Linked DNA regions of Homo sapiens: region 1 is linked to region 2. Evidence: read pairs that join two places in POLR2A ChIA-PET (ENCODE). Cell type or tissue: PC-3. All regions are shown on one strand. Each heading gives the region's core, and the rest is flanking DNA. Links, peaks and the distances in the headings are about the cores only. Region 1 overlaps L3MBTL4 (L3MBTL histone methyl-lysine binding protein 4). Region 2 overlaps L3MBTL4 (L3MBTL histone methyl-lysine binding protein 4).

What was found. ChIA-PET counts read pairs that join two places held together with the same protein. Peaks named below come from ENCODE experiments on the same cell type or tissue, not always from the same donor. Only the 100,000 strongest peaks of a DNase experiment are listed, where the experiment ranks them.
Region 1: POLR2A ChIA-PET joins it to region 2 with 7 read pairs; 2 of 35 experiments call an interaction of 5 or more read pairs at or near these places.

The regions. Positions count from the first base shown.
Region 1 is chr18:5,994,654-6,004,184 of GRCh38, reverse strand. All of the region lies in intron 16 of L3MBTL4 (L3MBTL histone methyl-lysine binding protein 4), which reads left to right. Among named protein-coding and RNA genes, the nearest start is that of TMEM200C, 100 kb to the right of the region's middle. In PC-3, for the core only: no CTCF peak of the experiment used is centred there; no DNase peak of the experiment used is centred there.
Region 2 is chr18:6,065,128-6,074,658 of GRCh38, reverse strand. The region is part of intron 16 of L3MBTL4 (L3MBTL histone methyl-lysine binding protein 4); the gene reads left to right. Among named protein-coding and RNA genes, the nearest start is that of TMEM200C, 170 kb to the right of the region's middle. In PC-3, for the core only: a CTCF peak has its summit at 5,286 (motif pointing left); a DNase peak (open chromatin) is centred at 4,928; H3K4me3 peaks cover 789 bases; H3K27ac peaks cover 3,694 bases.

The DNA.
Region 1 (9,531 bases), core at 2,726-7,725, 71 kb after region 2:
TCATTTGTGATTTTAGTAATTTGAGTATTCGTTTTTTTTCTTAGTCAATCTAGCTAAAGTTTTGCCAACTTTGCTAATTGTTTTTGAAAAATCAACTCTTGGTTTCATTAATTTTCTCTTTTATTTTTCTCCTCTTATTTTATTTTATTTTCTCCACTATAATCTTTAATTCTCTTCATTCTGGAAGCTTTGGGTTTAATTTGTTTTTCTTTTTCTGGGTCCTTCAGGTATAAAGTCAGGTTGTTGGCTTAAAATCTTTCTTCTTTTCTAATGTAAGCATTTACAGCTATAAATCTGCCTCTTATCATTGTTTATGCTTCATCACATAAGTTATGAGGTGTTTTTATGTAAATTTGTCTCTCAATATTTCTGATTTCCTTTGTGATTTCCTCTTTGACCCATTGATTATTTAAAAATGTGTTGTTTAATCTCCAGTTTTTCTTCTGTTATTGACTTTTAATTTCACCTAATTGTGGTCAGAGGAGATACATTATATGATATCCATCTTTTTCAATCTATTGAAACATGATTTGTGGCTTAATATATAGTCTATCCTGGAGAATGCCTCATGTGCAATTGAGAATAATATATATCCTGCTGGTTAAAGTGTCCTGTTTATGCCTGTTAGCTCTCATTGGTTTATTGTGTCATACAAGTCCTCTGTTTATTTACTTATCTTCTATTTGGTTGATCTATCCATTATTGAGAGTGAAGTATTGAAGTCACAAGTCATTATTTGAGAATAGTCTATTTATCTTTTCAGTTATGTTCATTTTTGTGTCCTGTATTCTGAGAGTCCTTTATTAGATGTATGTTTATAATTGTTATATCTTCCTGTTGTATTTTACCTTTTATTAATATATCACACCCTTCTGTTTCTCTTGTAACCTTTTTTATTTAAAGCTTATTTTGTCTGATAGTAATATAAGTGCCCCATTCTTCTTTGGTTACTGTTTGTGTATGGAATATCCTTTTTTATAGAGATACTATATTTTATATAGTATCTCTATAAATAGAGATACTATATTTTATATAGTATCTCTATAAATAGAGATACTATATTTTATATAGTATCTCTATAAATAGAGATACTATATTTTATATAGTATCTCTATAAATAGAGATACTATATTTTATATAGTATCTCTATAAATAGAGATACTTTTTGCATGGAATATCCTTTTACATCTTTTCCCTTTCAAACTGTTTGTGTCTTTGGATCTAAGATGAGTATGAGTATCTTATAGATAGAATATAAGTGGCTTATGGTTTTTATCCACTCTGCCAATCTTTGTTTTTTGATTAGAGAGTTTAGTTCATTTACATTTAAAGTAATTGCTAAGAAGGAGGGACTTACTGCCTCCATTTTACTGTTTGTTTTCTATATACCATATAGGATTTCTAGCCTTCATTTTCTACATTATTGTATTCTTTTGTGTTTAGTGAATTTTTGTTGTGACAATTTGAAATTCCTTTTTCAGTTCTTTTTGTATATACTCTGTACTTATTTTCTTTGTGATGACCATGTACATTATACACTTAACACCCTAAAATTGTAGCTCTTTAATTTGAATTTCTACCCGTTTAATTTCAATAGCATACAAAAATTCCGCTCCTATATAGCTCCATTCTCACTACTTTTCAGTTACTTGTATCACAAATTACATCTTTATGTTTTACGTGTCCAAAAACATAGGCTAATAATTGTTTTTATGCATTAGTCTTTTAAATGATGTAGAAAATAAGAAGCAAAGTGACGAACCAAAATTACAGTAATACTGTTTTTTAAATATTTGTCTATGTATTTTTGTTTACCAGAGAACTTTATATTCTCATATGCCTTCAAATTAGTGTCTAGAGTCCTTCATTTCAACTTGAAGGACTCCCTTTAGCATTTCTTACAAGGCAGGTCTACTGAAAATGAATGCCTTCAACTTTTGTTTGTCTGGAAATTACTAAGTTTCTCTCAAATTTTGCAAGAGAGTTTGGCTTATATAGAATTCTAGGTTGATGATTTTATTTTTTTCTTTCAGCACTTTAAGTATATCATTCTACTGCATTCTGGCCAGCAAAGTTTTGGCTAAGAAATTCTTCGATAACTTTCTTGAAGATTCCTGTAATGATGAGTCACTTTTGTTCTGGTGCTTTCAGGATTCCTTCTTTGTATTTGGCTTTTGAAAGTTCGATTATAGTATGTCTCATTGTGGGTCTTCTTGAGGTTTACTTTACTTGGAGTTTGTTGAGCATCTTAGATTTGTAAATCTGTGACTTTCCTTAAATTTGGGAAGCTTTTAGCCATTGTTTCTCCAAATTGTCTCTGTGCTCTTTGCTCCCTCTCTTTTTTCCTTCAGAAACTCCTGCAATGTGTATATTGGTCTGCTTATGCTGTCCTACAGATCCCTTAGACTCTTCACTTTTCTTTAATCTTACTGCTTTATATTCCTCATACTCAATTTCAATTGTCTTATCTTCAAATTCACTAATTCTTACTTCTACTCAAATCTGCTTTAGTATCCCTCTAGTGAATTTTTCATTCTAGTTATTTTTCTGTTGATTTTTTTCCTTTGAGTGGGTCATACTTTCCTGTTTTCATATACCACGTATTTTTTTGTTGTTGAAACTGACCATTTGAATCTCATAATATAGTATCTCTATTAATCAGATTCCCCGCCTTCCCCAGGGTTTGCTGCTTCTGATTTTGGTTTTTGTTTGTTTGGGGTTTTTTAATTGTTTTATGGTAGCTCCATGCCAGACATCAGCATGAGGTGTAAACTTAAGGTCTTCTCAGGTCATTTCTGAGCCCACTGCTTTCCTTGGTCGTGCATGGTGACTTACTAAATTCCCTTGTATATGTTATTGCTTTTAAATGTGCTAATCCTTAAATGTTTGGCTCCCCAGAAGGGGAAAACTGGACGGAAATTTTTTTAAGGCAATTATCTTCACATACCCTGGAAGCCACTTTAGGCAATGGGGATTGCTATAAAGGCCTCTGGCCTGCACCTTCATAGTCAGTTATGAGGACACAGATCCTCAATATTTGGAGGACAAGGTACTTATTGCCCACCCTGGTTCTTGAAAGCCACATGCAAGTTGCACCCAGATTGTTGGCACAGCTGCCTGCCACAGGGCTGGAGGATGGGAAGTGAGTAGTTGCTACTGTTCTAAGAGCTGAAATTGACCAAAATTAGCCATGATTTACCACCATCTAAGCTGACCTCCGGAAGCTGCAAGACTCCAGAGATCCAAAATAGTTCTATCAGTCAGATTCTGCCAGTGCAATTGTTGTCTAGGCAGAGAGACAGATTCCTGGCACTTCCTACCCACCATCTTCCCTAACATCACTCCTGTCCTTTGTTTTTGAAAGTTTTGAGACAATATGTGATGCTTGACTGGATGCTGTAATGAGTGTTTATCTTTAAGCTCCAAAAACTTTACTAAGATAGGTCTTGTTATTGCATTCCAATTCACTGAATGTGGCACATGGTATGCCCTTATGATATATAGATTCAAGTACATTCACATATATAGATTTAGGAAAGGGTTGTTTTTATTATATATTTAAATATTTGCTCTGTTTCATTGTTTTGATTTTTCCTCAGACACACTAATTATGTATGTGTTGAATCACCTTCTCTAATGTTTTTTAAGTTCTTTTTAAATTTAAATTTCATTTTGCTTGACTTTCTCATTTTTATCTTTTATGAGTATAATCCTGACTCCGGGTTATGCAAGGTCCATTCTCCCTTTCTGCTCCTTCGAGTTCCATCTCTATTCCTGTAATGGTTTTATTTTTCTCCTCTACTTCTTTCTGGAGTTCTGCATTGCCTTTTATTGACTTGCTGTCTCTTCCTCGAATTGTCACATTTCTACTTTATTTTCTTCCTTCCTAGAGATAATTGCCTCACTAAGCTTTATTTTGTGTTTCCAAACATGTCAGAATGTCTGATCACTCTTTCATCTCCTCAGTGGCAATATTTTTATGGATACATTTTAAAAATTTAATAGATTTTACTGGTCTCATTCACATTTTTCTCATGGCATCTTTATAACAACACCATATCATTTTTTTTTCTTTTTCTTCTTTCTTTTTTCTGAGCTCACTCATTACTTAATGAGTTCAATTTTCCTGAACTAACTATTCACACACATCTATATTGACAGGAAATGAGGGCTAGGCTTTCCAACTAAAAGGTTTCTCTCTCTTGCCTGACACTGAGACAGAGTGCTTCCTGCAAACATGGCTCCTCTGGACTATTCTCTGTGTAGCCCTGAAAACTCTAACTCCTTGAACAAAACTAAGTCCAGTAGGGCTTCTTTTATACCAACCCTGCTCACCCAAGGTCCTGTCCCCATTTGTACAAGCAAGGAATGTGCCTTTGCATTCTGGCAGTGGCCACCCAGGAGATCGGCCACCACTCAGCCCTTCTTTTCTTCCCTTCCCCTGCATATCTTCTAGCCAATCACAGTTGCTTCTGGCCCTTTTTACAGATATATTGAATCTAGGGAATTTATCTGCCTTCTAGTTTCACTGAAAATGGAATTTATGGTGTTTCCTTTATTTTCTTCGTTGTTTGTTTTTGTATGATTCTAGGAGGATGAGGAGAAATGCTCACAGCCATATTCCTTGCTGATTAGCATGTTTAAAATGACTTTAATAGAAAAACATGTTCTTTTCTTTCATTCCATTCAACACATTTTTATGAAGCACAGCACACTCTGAGGAAGGTAGGGCGTGCTCAGAAGAAAGAGTGAGCCCTTCCTTGGTGGGGGCATAAAGGTGGAAACAGCTATTACAGTTACAGGGTAGCATAGGGTAAGTGCTGCTTTGCAACCTCAAACCAAGACATTTGGAAGAGGGAAACCAATTGATTCTCTTTGTGGGAATCAGACATTTTCAGGAGAAGATAGCATCTGAACTAGGCCATAAATAGTGGGTGGAATTTCAATAAATATAAATATGAGAAAAATGTTTCTGCTAGGCAGATTTGATAATCAAAAGCAGAGAACTAGGACAGCATCCTCAAGGCTCTGTGGCTATCTGGCTGCACTACACCAGAGACACATCTGAGACAGAAAGAAACTTGTGGTGAGGCAGTAGGTGGGACTGTGAGTCAGGTGTCTTGGACACCATGCTAAAGAGTGTTCCTTCATCCTCTGCTTAATGAGAGAAAGTTCAGGAATCATCTTAACTGAGTATCTGGTTTGTTTGTCATTTCATTTTGTCTTGATTTTGAGGAGAATAACTTAGTTAGATTTATGGCAGAGAAAAATTCTGAGGGCAGGTTGGAGGAGACTTGGAATAGAGGAGCCTGAAGGCAGAGACTATCCCAGGTGACTGCAAGTGGCAGCTGGCCAGGCTGCTGACAGTGAGGACAGAAAGGAGGGGACAGGAACAGACAATGTTGACTTTTACCTGACCCTTAGGGATCCTGGAAAACAGCAAAGGTTGAGTAATCACCCCAACCTTTGTGTCCTGGAAAATGACTGATTGCAAAGAACGCCCCTTCCCCACGTGACTTAGAGAAGTCTGGTGGATCACCCCTTGACTGCCTCAGACAAGGCCAGACACAGTCCTTCCAAATGCCCTTTCTTTGCCTCATAAATGATTAGCTGACCTCTTTTGCCAAATGGGGACAAAGTACTTGTTAACCACCCTTTGGTTAAGTGACTTTCCTTCCCCCAGGCCCACCCTCAGCCTGAGCAAGCAGACAGCCTTCCTGAAGGGCCCCTCCAGGAAAATAGGTTGTCCTCAGGCGAAACATTCTCTGAGGCTAACAGACCAGGCTTCTTCCACCAGGCCTCTCCTTTATAGCCTTGTTTTCTCCCATCTAGCCACAGAGCCTCTGCAGACGCAGCGCAGGGGAGGGGGCTTCTCCCTGTTCCTAGTCCCCCTCCCGCTATGGCAGCAGTTTGTTACACCTTTGCAGTAATTCTTTCAGATGAAGTGCCTCTTTTCTTGCCTTTCATTTGACAGTAGCAAGTATTTAGGATGCAGCATCGGCCATACCTGGCCACCTAATGGATGAGAGTTTGGGGCAGGAAGGATCAGGCAGGGCTGAGATTTGGAGCCAGGGTGTCCCTGAGGGAGGAAGCACCATGAAAAACCACGCTGCTGCTGTTTTGTATCTATGGTTTTAGTTTGGTTTGTTGTAGGTAGAGGCTAAATTCTTTATTTTAACTTTTGGAAAGAAAACACAACTAAGGAAAAATCTCTGTGGCTCTTATATCCCCTGATATCCCTGGGGGATTGGTTCCAGGACCCCCATGGATACCAAAAGCAGCTACTCGAGTCCCTGATATAAGGTGGAGTAATACTTACATATAACCCACAAACATCCACCATTATACTTGTGAACTCAAAATATCTGAGACAGGTCTCAACCAATTTAGAAAGTTTATTTTGCCAAGGTTAAGGACGCGTTGGTGACACAGCCTCAGGAGGTCCTGAGGACATGTGCCCAAGGTGATCAGGGCACAGCTTGGCTTTATACATTTTAGGAGACATGAGACATCAATCAGTATGTGTAAGATTTACATTGGTTCCGTCTGGAAAGGTGGGACAACTCAAGGTGGGGGAGGGGGCTTCCAGCTAGATAAGAGACAAATGGTTGCATTCTTTTGAGTCTCTGATTAGCTTTTCTTGAAATACACAATTTACATGTGAGAGGAAGGTAGAGGGATAGTCACTTATGCCTTGTTCTGGTTCAGTGAAACCACAGGGCTGAGGAAGCAATCAGATATGCATTTGTCTCATGCATTTGTCAGTGAGGCCCACTGGGATGACTTTGAGTTCTGTCTGTCCTTTGTCCACAAGGAATTTCCTGATGGGCAAATTGTGAGGAAGGTGTGTAGCTTTTGAATCTCTGTCACTATTTTGTTTAGGAATAAGATGGGAGGCGAGTTTGCCTGACATAGTTCACAGCTTGAGTGTTCCCAGCTTTACTTTTCCCTTGATTTAGTGATTTTGGGGACCTGAGATTTATTTTCCTTTCACATACTTAAAATCATCTCTAGATTACTTATACCTAACACAGCGTAAATGCAAAGTACACAGTTATTATATTAATACTTAATTGCTTTTTTACTTGTAGTGTTTTTACTATTGTAATGTTTTTTATTGTTTAGTTTTTTCCCAAGTATTTTCAACCTGCAATTGGTTGAATCCATGACATGGATACTGAGGATCAATTGTGCTTCTAAAATGCACCCCTCCTGAGTTAGTCTCCCCACCTCTCTTTTAAATCCCCAAATGAACTGGATCGGGAGGGAAAATAAAACTATTAAGAGCTACTTTTGATATTGGTGGTTTTAGCTTCATTTCCTTTGATCCATGTAAGGAATTCATTAATTTAGTATCTAAATAGGGCTTAAGTCCTGCCCCTTATAAAGAAACTCCTGCTGCCCCTCAGTCCCCTGCCCTTCAATGCTCCACTGGTCCACAGCTGACTTTCTGCTGCTTTCTGGATTCACATCATTGTCTTGATGTGCTCACTCTTGGCATCTTCTACATACTTCATAACCTGCACTGATGGTGTGGTCAGGCCCAGTCTTTTCCCACGGAAAAGCTTCTCTGAGCTTCATGTTAGGGATGATGATGGAGAGAGCAAGCACACTGAGTAGAACCCCAGAGCGCACCTACCATAGCCACAGCTGCTAGAGTGCTGCATGCTGGTCCCGGCGTCTGGCCCAGATCGGTGTTTCTTAGCCCAGACCCCCTTTTAACCCTTCTCTTGTTTGGAAAACAAAAACAAAAACAAAAACGTACAGCTCACTGCCAGCGCTCCATTTTACATAAACATGCTCTTTGAGGCTGAAGCAAATCTTACTGATTTTCAGTGTGGAGATGAAATATAAAAACTGTTCTTGGAGTTATTGCTAAACAGAACTAACATCAAGATCGTCTGAATCATCAGAATCATCTATTTCGGAAAAAATCAGATTCATCAAGTGAATCTTTGGCCAACCACTGTTCCAGAACGATGTTAACATCATGTGTAGGAATGCTACATTTTCTAGGATTTGACATTTTTAGCTGTCGAGAATTACTATATTTTGTAAATGGAAATATCACTAGTTAGAATGCTATAAATAGAATGATGTCTTTTGTTTCCAAAGTCGATATGCTAGAGTGATGCAAAAATAATAATAAAAGCAAAATATTTGCAGTAAAGTTATCAATACTGCAGCCACACACGCCTCCAGCTGGTGAGTATTCTCAGGGCAAACTGGAAAAGGGTTAATAAACAAAAATCTCCTGCCCTTTTTTCATGGAAATTGAAAACTCAAAATAACAAAGACAGCGTTGCTAAGTAGCGGGGATCAATGGACCCAGCTTGGCTTCTCCCTACCAGCCATGCCCTGTAGGGTGGCATTTTCCTGCTAAGTAGTGGGGATCAGTGGACCCAGCCTCACTCCTTCCTGCCAGCCATGCTCTTAGGGTAACATTTTCCTGCCCCTTCTCCTCTGCTGTCATTTTACTGCACGAGTTCTTAGAACTCCCAAATCTGTCTTTTGAGTATTCCCTCAGCTCTATTTGCAGAGTTCTGTCTCTCCAGAAGTGCGAAGGCTCATTCTTGGTCGCATGGGTGAAATAATCATCCAAACTTCCCTGAAAACAGAAAGAAAAGAGCAAAGCTAGGTACACATCTAGCTTACTTGAAAGCATCTCCTTCACGATAACCTTGGCTGGATTCAGAGTTCCCATTTTCTTATTTTCACAAATGAAATTGTCATAAATCAGAAAGACTACCTTGTAAATAACTCTTCAAAAATAGCTAGTCTGTAGTATGTTGAATAAGAAAAAAAAATGGTTCAGGCTTTGGCCCCCGGCATGGCTTCACAGGGCAGTAAACGTGGAGCCCAGCGTCACTGTCACCGTCACCATGCAGGGACACACAATGGCGAGAATGTTCAGATTTAATCAACCCAGGAGCCCACTGCCATGTTATTTCGTAAGTCCTTGATTGCATCTTTACCTTGCAGTATCCCTGCATGGCGTGGTCGCCGCTGTGGAAAGCACAGATGGTGATTGTCAGACCCATGCATCAAACACGTAGCCCTCCTGGACGCACATGTTTCTCTAGCTGGCGCTATGAGTGTGTCTGTTTTCCAACCATTTTGAAAATTAGCTTTCAATATACTTTGGAAAAGTCACATTTCTGTATGCATCCTCTTCTAGTAATTATAAAGTCTCACTAAATCAGAATGATGAACAAAAGGGAGGCTTATCTCAGTGTAGAGGGGATAAAACACCCTGAATAATTGTAGAACATTTGTAAAGGCATATAAATGTGTGACATCTAAATCTACAAGATTATGGTTTTTATGTGGAAGAGAAAATTTACAATTTCAAGGGTATTCCTGAGAGCAGAACTGGGACAAAATGATAGAAGTTGAAGGAGACAGTTTTACTTCAGTCTAAGGAGAACCCAGCAAGTATTGGGGCCCCTGCTTGGTGGAGTCGCTTACCTCCTGGAGGTGACCTCTTGGAGGTAACTCTCTGTCGCTGGAGGCAGTCTGGTCCCTATCTTT
Region 2 (9,531 bases), core at 2,466-7,465:
TAGTTAAATAACACCAGTCCCCCAACAACATAGTCAGGCTTCATTTACCAAGATATGTTAACTGCGAGTGATTGATTGCACAAAGCACTGGCTCTTTAGTTTACAAATCATTACATAAATAACAGCTCTCATCATCATCAGTGACCAATAACATTACCTCTTTCAAAGTCTGTTGGTGATTGGTCACAGCATTGACCAATCAGTGTTGTTCAGTTCACACACGGACAACATGACAGCCAAGTATATAGTTGTGTAGCCTGCTTGTCACCCAGTGATAAACCCACATAACATTTTACAAAACTGGACACTCCAGAGAGGGCATTGGCCAACAAATATGAAAGTACAGTAAAGAAGAAAGGAAGGGATAACACTGGAAGTGAAATTCTAATCGAATGTAAACATATTCAAAGGAAAAATAGCCAACCATAGAAATGCTGACCCTACCTCCATTCAAGATTCTAGACGTGCGGCCAGGGAACTTAGTGACGGTAAGCTCATTGACATAAATGAAGAAAGGGGTTATGACGAACAGCATGAAGATGTCCCACAGAAAGTGATGCTGGCAAAAAACAAACAAAAAAACAAAACAAACAAACAAAAAAACACTTCACATTAAAGGAACTCTCAGAGATATTTCACAACATTGTAAGTGCAAAGGATAAAATGTTAGAAGTGAATCTAACTTAGGAATATGACAGTTTACCAAGGAATGGAAAAGATGCTGTCTTCATTCACAGCTATATGACAAAAAGAAAGCAAACACTCCTCAGAAAACTCGTGATAAGTTTTTTTTTAACAAAGAAACAAAACACCTTATCTCAATGTATTAAATGTTATAAACCACAGCATACTAATTAAATATTACTTTTACTAGTTAAAAGAGTTGTTAATATTTTGACCAAAATTTGTGAAGTTCGTGAAAAAAGAATTACAATTTTCCCCATTGATTATTAAGCTCAGTTTGCATGGCTTCAGCTTGCATCGTCAATTTTATACCCCCTGACTACCATGCTAAGTGAGAACTCCCTGTGTTTTATTAAGGACTGTTTCAAATATGTTCACAGGAGAAGCTGATCTGTAGTTTTCCTTCTTGTAATGTCTTCTTCATCTCGTTTTGATATTCCCTCTTTCTCCATTATCACCAAGAGTTTATGTAAGATTCACAACATTTCTTTTTTAACTGTTTAGATGAATTCACAGACAGGAAAAAAACTGAAGTTTTTTTTATTGAAAGAATTTTAATTGTAGATTCAATTTCTTTAATAGATTGAGGACTTTAGATTTTTAAAATTTCTTCTTGTATTAGTTTTTCTAGGAATTTGTATATTTCATTTAAATTTTCAAGTCTGTTGCTATTGAGTTGTTTATAATACCCTCTGATTAGCTTTTCAGTGTCTGCAGATTCTATAGTTATGTTCCTTTTTCATTCCTGAAATTGATGTTTATGTGCTTGTGCGTTTTCTCTCCCCCTCTGTCTCTCTCACTCTCTCTCTCTCTGTTTTTGCCTCTGTCTGTTTCAATTAATCCTGCTAAAGGTTTACTTATCTTTACAATGGACCAATTTTTGGCTGTGTTGATTTTCTCTAGTGTGCATTTGTTTTCTCTGTTATTAATTTCTGCTATTATATTTCTGCCTTCCTGCCTTCCACTCTCTTTGGCTTTAATTTACCGTCATTTTTCTAACTTCTTTAAATTATTACTTAGATATTTTGTTTTTAAATATGTATGTGTGTATATATATATATATATATATATATATATATATATATATATATATTTTTTTTTTTTTTTTTGAGACGGAGTCTCTCTCTCTGTCACCCAGGCTAGAGTGCTGGAGTGCAGTGGCACGATCTGGGCTCATTGCAAGCTCCACCTCCCGGGTTCATGCCATACTCCTGCTTCAGCCTCCCGAGTAGCTGGGACTACAGGGGCCCGCCACTACGCCCAGCTAATTTTTTTTTGTGTGTGTGTGTGTGTTTTTTAGTAGAGACAGGGTTTCACTGTGTTAGCCAGGATGGTCTGGATCTCCTGACCTCATGATTCACCCGCCTCGGCCTCCCAGAGTGCTGGGATTACAAGCGTGAGCCACCGCTCCCGGCCTTTAAATATATTTTAATATATGCACCTAAAACTATATTAGCGTTAATTTAAGCATGGCTTTTCCTGCATTCCATGAGTTTTGATTTGTCAGATTTCATAATAATTTAATTCAAAATATTTTCTCATTTACATTGTTTTTCTTTTATATGTGGTATGAAGAAATATACTGATTCATTTCCAGATATTTGGGGATTTTATTAACTTTTTGTTATTGATTTTGAATTTTATTCCACTGTGGTCAGAGAGTATACTCTGAGCAATTGTTAATCATACCGTTAGATCTTTATTATCTTTACTGATACATTTCTTCCTGCTTATTCATTTGATTCCTGAAAAAATGTGTTAAAGTCCTCTACTATGGTTGTGATATTACCTGGTTTTCCTTTTATTATACACATTTTTAGGCTATATTACTAGGCTCATGAAAATTAGAACATTAGAATATTAGTAATCAATTGACCCTTCAACATTTTGAAATATGTATTTTATTTCTCCAATTGCTTCTTACCTTTGTTTCCTTTGTCTGATATTAGCAGTATTATTTTGATTAGTATTTGTTTGTTATATTTATTTCCGTCCTTTTATATGCTCCATCATTGTCCTTATATTTAATGTGACACTTCCAAGTGGCGTGTGATTTTTATGTGTAAATCCAATCTAATAACAATCTTTCTTCCTTCCTTCCTTTCTTCCTTCCTCCCTCCCTCCCTCTCTCTCTTTCTCTTTCTTTCTTTCTTTCTTTCCTTTCTTTCTTTTTCTTTCTTTCTTTCTTTCTTTCTTTCTTTCTTTCTTTCTTTTTTTCTTTCTTTCTTTCCTTCCTTCTTTCTTTCCTTCTTTCTTTCCTTCTTTCTTTCTTTCTTTCTTTCTTTCTTTCTCTCTTTCTTTTTTTCCTTCTTTCTTTCTTCTTTTTCTTTCTTTCTTTTTTATGGGATCTATCTCTGTCACCCCAGACTGGAGAGCAGTGGCGTGATTATGGCTTACTGCAACCTTGGCCTCCCAGACTCAAGCAATCCTCTTACCTCAGCCTCTCAAAGTGCTGGGATTACAGGTGTGAGTCACTGCACCCAGTCAACAGGAGTCTCTTAATTGAAGGATTTAATACATTTCTATCTAATGTTATTAGTGTTAAGTTGGACTTAGGGCTACTATCTTTTTTTTTTTTTTTTTAATTGAAAGAGTCTCACTCTGTCTCCCAGCTGAAGTGCAGTGGTGTAATCCTGGCTTCCTGCAACCTCCACCTCCTGGGTTCAAGTGATTCTGATGCCTCAGCCTCACAAGTAGCTGGGATTACAGATGTGTACCACCATGCCCAGCTAATTTTTGTGTTTTTAGTAGAGACAGGGTTTCACCATGTTGGCCAGGCTGGTCTCAAACTCCTAGCCTCAAGTGATCTCCCCACCTTGGCCTCCCAAAGTGCTGGGATAACAGGTATAAGCCACTGTGTCCAGCCTATTGCTACCATCTCTATAATTGTTTTCTATTTTTCTCAGTAGTTTGTATTCAATTTTATATTTTTGCTGTATCTTTTTAAACCAAAATTCATGTGAGTATACCATTCTCCCTCTATTAGCTTGTTGTTTATTTATTTTTAATATTCTGTTAGTAGATATCCCAGCTACTACAAAATGCATCTTTATCTTTATATAGAATCATTTTTCCTCTATCTGAAAAATTATCTTTTGTACTTCATTCATAGTGTCTTCTAGTTATTATTATTTTTTTAGACAGGGTTTCACTCTGTCACCCAGGCTGGAGTGCAGTGGTGCGATCACAGCTCAATGCAGCCTCAACCTGCGGGGCTCAAGTGATCCTCCCACCTCAGCCTCTGGAGTAGCTGGGCCTACAGGTGTGTGCCACCATGCCCGGCTAATTTTTGTTTTTTTTGTTTTTTGTTTTTTGTTTTTTGTAAAGATGGGATCTCACTATGTTGCTCAGGCTTTTCTCAAACTCCTGGGTTCAAACAATCTGCCCACTTTGACCTCCCAAAGTGTGGGATTACACACATGAGCCACTGCGCTTGGCCTAGCTGATTTTTTTTTTTTTTTTGAGTAAGTTTTTCTTTGTCCAGAAATATCCTTTTTTCACCCAAACTTTTGAAGAATATTTTTACAGGTTATAGAATTCTAGATTGGCAGTTAATTTTTTTTCAGGCTTTAAATATGGTAATCCGTTGGCTTCTGACTTCTATTGTTTCTCTCAAGAAGTCAGCTGTAGCTTTATTGTGTCTGTTTGAAAGGAGTATGTCTTGGAGTGTGTCACATTTTATCTGATTACTTATAAGATTTTTCTGTTGTCTTTCATTTTTAGCAGTTTTACTATGAAGTGCCTTATATTTGTCTCTTTAGGATTCATAGTGCTTAAATCTGTGGGTGTATGGCTTTTTACCACTTTGAAAAATTTGACCATTATCTCCTCAAATATTGTTTATGCTCCATTCTCTCTCATTTCCCCTATTGAGACTCCATCTGCGAATATATTAGACTTTCTTAGTTATGTCTTAAGAGCTCTTTTCATTATTTCCCCTCCGTTTTTAGTACATGCTTCAGCCTGGATATTTTTCTAGTGGCCTATTTTCAAGATCAGTGATTCTCTCTTCAGCTGTCTCCAAACTGCTATTACACTCATGTAATTAATTTTTAATTAAATTATTGTTTATTTCTTAGTTTAGCAATTTACCTATGTATGATTTTAATAGACCTTAGTTCTTGAGTAAAATTCTCTATCTTGCCATCTAATTTTGTAAACACATTAGTCACCGTTATTTATCTGAGTCATCTTTTGCCTTTGTTATTGGAGCACTGAGTGAGTGATATCAGCCTCGCCAACTGCATGGGAGCTGGGTGAGGCTTACTGCTGCCTGCTCCTCCCCACTACCTTTGTGAACTCTTCTGTGCAGAAGAGGCAGTTATACTCCCTTCTGGAACATTAGCCCAGTGGCCTGAGAACCACCTCCCAATCCTCACAGTGGCCGCAGCTAGCCCAGCTCAAGAAGAGTCAGAGCACAGACCCGCCTAACCCTGCCCTCACTTGGTTGTGCCCCTTCACCCACCCTGGTAGCTTAACACAAAGGACATAAACTTTGGGGAACTTTATAGCCCTGCCTGTCACCTGAGGAAAAAAAAAAACAACACTTTCCTGCAGCAACTTATGGCAAGCTTAAATCCCACTGCTACTACTGCAGCTGGTTGCTCTTTTGCAAATGCCACCTCGTGGCTGGAGGCCATCCAACACAGTCCATTAAGCACCTCTAGGTAGAATGCGCCCAGGAAGGAGAAAATGACTATGTGACCTCAGATATCACCACTGCGTACAACACCCTGACTAACCAGAGGTCCTGAGCCTGTCCATGTGGCAAGTTCACTGCAATTGTAACTCTCATTTGAGAAATCCAGCACACTAAGCCTTATCTCCAACCAAGAAATCTCACAGAGTGTATGTAACTGCCCTGCCATCTCCATCAAAGATGGTGCTGGTGTACACTGCTGGGAGACTTGAAATTAGTTCACATTTCTGGATCCCTTGCAGACATTCCCCAGCATCAGCTCAAAGTGTGGTAGTCCCACTGGGTATCTAGACCCAGAAGAGCACTAACAATCACTGTGGTCTGGGTCTCAGGAAGTCTCATTCCTAGGGGAAGGGGGAGAGCATCACATCAAGGGAACATCCCATGGGAAAAAGAATCTGAATGGCAGGCCTTGAGTCCCAGATCTTTCCACTAGTGGGACGTTTCTTATAGCAGAGACACAATTGCAGTGCTGGGTGCAGTAAAGAAAGTCTACACCTCTACCCCAACAATCAGGCAGCATCTCTGATCATAAAGGGGCTTGGAAAGGGGGTCCTTTTCCCACTGGTACACCACTGCACACACAGCTGGGGCTTCTCCCAGAGGAATGCAGTGTAGATGCACATATAGATGGCCTTCCAGGAACAATTTAGGGTGATTGCATCCCCACAGGAGGAGCACTTCTCAAATTCAGGCTTGCAGAGTCACAACTCCTCTCTACTTGGAACATCAACATTCCTACAGATGCAAAGAGTTACCTGTCTGATCTGAATAGCTGGAATACTGGGACAGGAAGGTGGATAGCTTTCCTGCTTGCCTGGCAGGGGAGCTGAGGTGGCTTCCACCCTTCACTCTGATAAAACCTCAGCACATTTAATTTAGAGCTCCCCCAGGCACCTTCATCAAGGCTGGGACCTCTGCCCACCATTAGATATATCTATGCATCTCTTTAGCTACCACCAATACCTACCCCAGGGATACCTCTCCTATTGGCCTGAAGGCTGAATCATCAGCTTAGTAAATAAAATACTGGGAAAAAATTAAATAAATAAAAAGGTGTACACCATGGGAGAATGAGATAAGCTTCAAGAGATCCTAGCCATTCCAACCCTACAGGAGACAGTGAACTTACCCACAGGCCAAATGCATGGTTACTGCAACCAGCGTCTGGGAAAGCCAGCGCACAAAAACTCTCTTTAAGGAACTCCTACAGAGTCTTCCCCACTAAAAGCATTAAGAATCAAATTAGGCTATAATAAATGATAAACATTAAAGTCAGATCCTTAAGAGGGAAAAGAAGAAATTAAAGAAAAAAACACAGTCAAATCAAAAATAAATTTAAGAACAATTTGAAGAAATGGTCCACCCAAAATAAGAAGAAACCAGAAAAGTAATTCTGGTAATATGACAAAATGGGGTTCTACAGCATCCGCAAGAAATCACACTAGCTTTCAGCAATGGATCCAAACCAAGATTAAATCTTTGAAATACCAGATAAAGAATTCAGAAGGTTGCTTATTAAATTACTCAAGGAGATACTAGAGAAAGGTAAAAAACAACATAAAGAAATTTTTTTTTTAAATTTAGGATATGAATGAAAATTTTCCAGAGAGATTGATGTCATGAAGTAAAACCAGTCAGAACTTCTGGAAATGAAAGTCACACTTAGGGAAATGCAAAATACAGTGGAAAAGTTTCTTCAATAGACTAGAAAGAATCTTGGAGCTCAAAGATCAGGCTCTAGAATTAACCCAGTCAAAGATGAAGAAAAAAGAATCTCAAGAAATGAATAAAGTGTACAAGAAATATGGGATCATGTAAAATGGCCAAATCTAAGAATAATTGGTGTTCCTGAGGGAAAAGAGAAGTCTAAATGTTTAGACAACTTATTTGAGGGAATAATTGAGGAAAACTTCCTTGGCCTTGGTAGAGCTCTATATATCCAAATACAGAAAACTCAAGGAACTCCTGGGAAATTCATTGCAAAAAGATCATCACCAAGGCACATAGTCATCAGGCTATCTAAAGTCTACATGAAGGAATGAGTTTTAAGAGCTGTGAGACAAAAGCATAAGGTGACCTATAAAGGAAAACCTATCCAACTAACAGCAGATTTCTCAGCAGAAACCCTACAAGCCAGAAGGGACTGGGGTCCTATCTTTGGCTTCCTTAAGCAAAATAATTGTAAGCCAAGAATTTTGTATCCAGAAAAACTAAGCTTCATAAATGAAGGAGAGATAAAGTCTTTCTCAGACAAACAAATGCTGACAAACAAATATGCACCAAAACAGAACTTCCTTAAAGCACAAATCTCACAAGTCCTATAAAACAATAACACAATGAAAAAAAAAAAAACAAAGTATCTAGGCAACATCTAATATGATCACTAGAACAGTACCTCACATCTCAATAATAATGCTGAACGTAAACGGCCTAAGTGTTCTACTTAAAAGATACAGAATGGCAGAATGCATAAAAAAATCAACCAAATATCTGCTATGTTCAAGAGACCCACCTAACACATAAGGAGTCACATAAACTTAAGGTAAAGGGGTGGAAAAAAATATGCTATGCAACTGGAAACAAAAGTGAGCAGAAGTAGCTATTCTTATATCACACAAAACAGACTTTAAAGCAACAACAGTTAAAAAAAGACAGTTAAAGAATGACATTATGTAATGATAAGAGGATTAGTCCAACAAGAAGATATTACAATCCTAAATTTATATGCACCTAACCCTAGAGCTCTCAGATTTATAAAATAATTACTACTAGACCCAAGAAATAAGGTAGACAGCAACACACTAATAGTGGGGCACTTTAATACTTCACCAACAGTACTAGAAGATCATCAAGACAGAAACTCAACAAAGAAACACCAGACTTAAACTATACCCTAGAACAAATGGACTTAACAGGTGTTTACAGAACAGTCTTCCCAAATACAGAATATACATTCTATTCATCAGCACATGGAGCATTCTCCAAGATAGACCATATGATAGACCATAAAACAAGTCTCAATAAATTTTTAAAAATCGAAATCATAACAAGGGTCTTCTGAAACCACTGTGGAATAAAACTGGAAATCAACTCCAAAAGGAATTCTCAAAACTATACGAATACATGGAAGTTAAATAATTTGCTCTTGAATAATTTTTGGTTTAACAATGAAATCAAGGTCTAAATTAGAAAATTCTTGAAAATGAATGATAATAATGACAGAACTTATCAAAGCCTCTGGGATACAGCAAAAGCAGCCCAAACAGGAAAGTTCATAGTATTAAATGTGTACATCAAAAAGTCTGAAACAGCACAAAATGACAACCTAATATCACTTCTCAAGAAACTAGAGTAAAAGAACAAATTAAACCCAAACCCAAGAGAAGAAAAGAAATATTAAAGATCAGAGCAGAACTAAATGAAATTGAAACAAAAAGAACATTACAAAAGATAAATGAAACTAAGAGCTGGTTCTTTGAAAAGATAAACAAATTTGATAGACCATTAGTAAGATTAACCAAGAAAAAAAGAGAATATCCATATATGCTCAATTATTCAGTGGAAATGAAACTGGATATATTATAATTGATACCACAGAAACACAAAATATCATTCAAGGCTACTATGAACACTTTTATGCACACAAACTAGAAACCCTAGAGGAAATGGATAAAGTCCTGAGACATAAAACCATCCTAGATTAAATCAGGAAGAAATAGAAGCCCTGAACAGACCAACAACAGGCATCAAGATTTAATCAGTAATACAAAAATTGCCGTCAACAACAAAAAAGTCCAGGACCAGATGGATTTACAGCTGAAGTCTACCAAACATTCGAAGAAGAATTGGTACCAATTCTACTGAAACAGTTCCAAAAGATAAAGAAGGAATCCTTCCTAAATCATTCTATGAAGCCAGTATCACCCTAATACCGAAACCAGGAAAGGACATAACAAAAAAAAGAAAACTACAATATCCTTGATGAACATAGATGCAAAAATCCTCAACAAAATACTAACTGACCAAATCCAACAGCACATCAAAAAATAATAATAATACATTATGATCAAGTAGATTTCATCCCAGGGTTGCAGGTATGGTTTAACATATGCAAGTCAATAGATGTGATACATCATATAGATAGA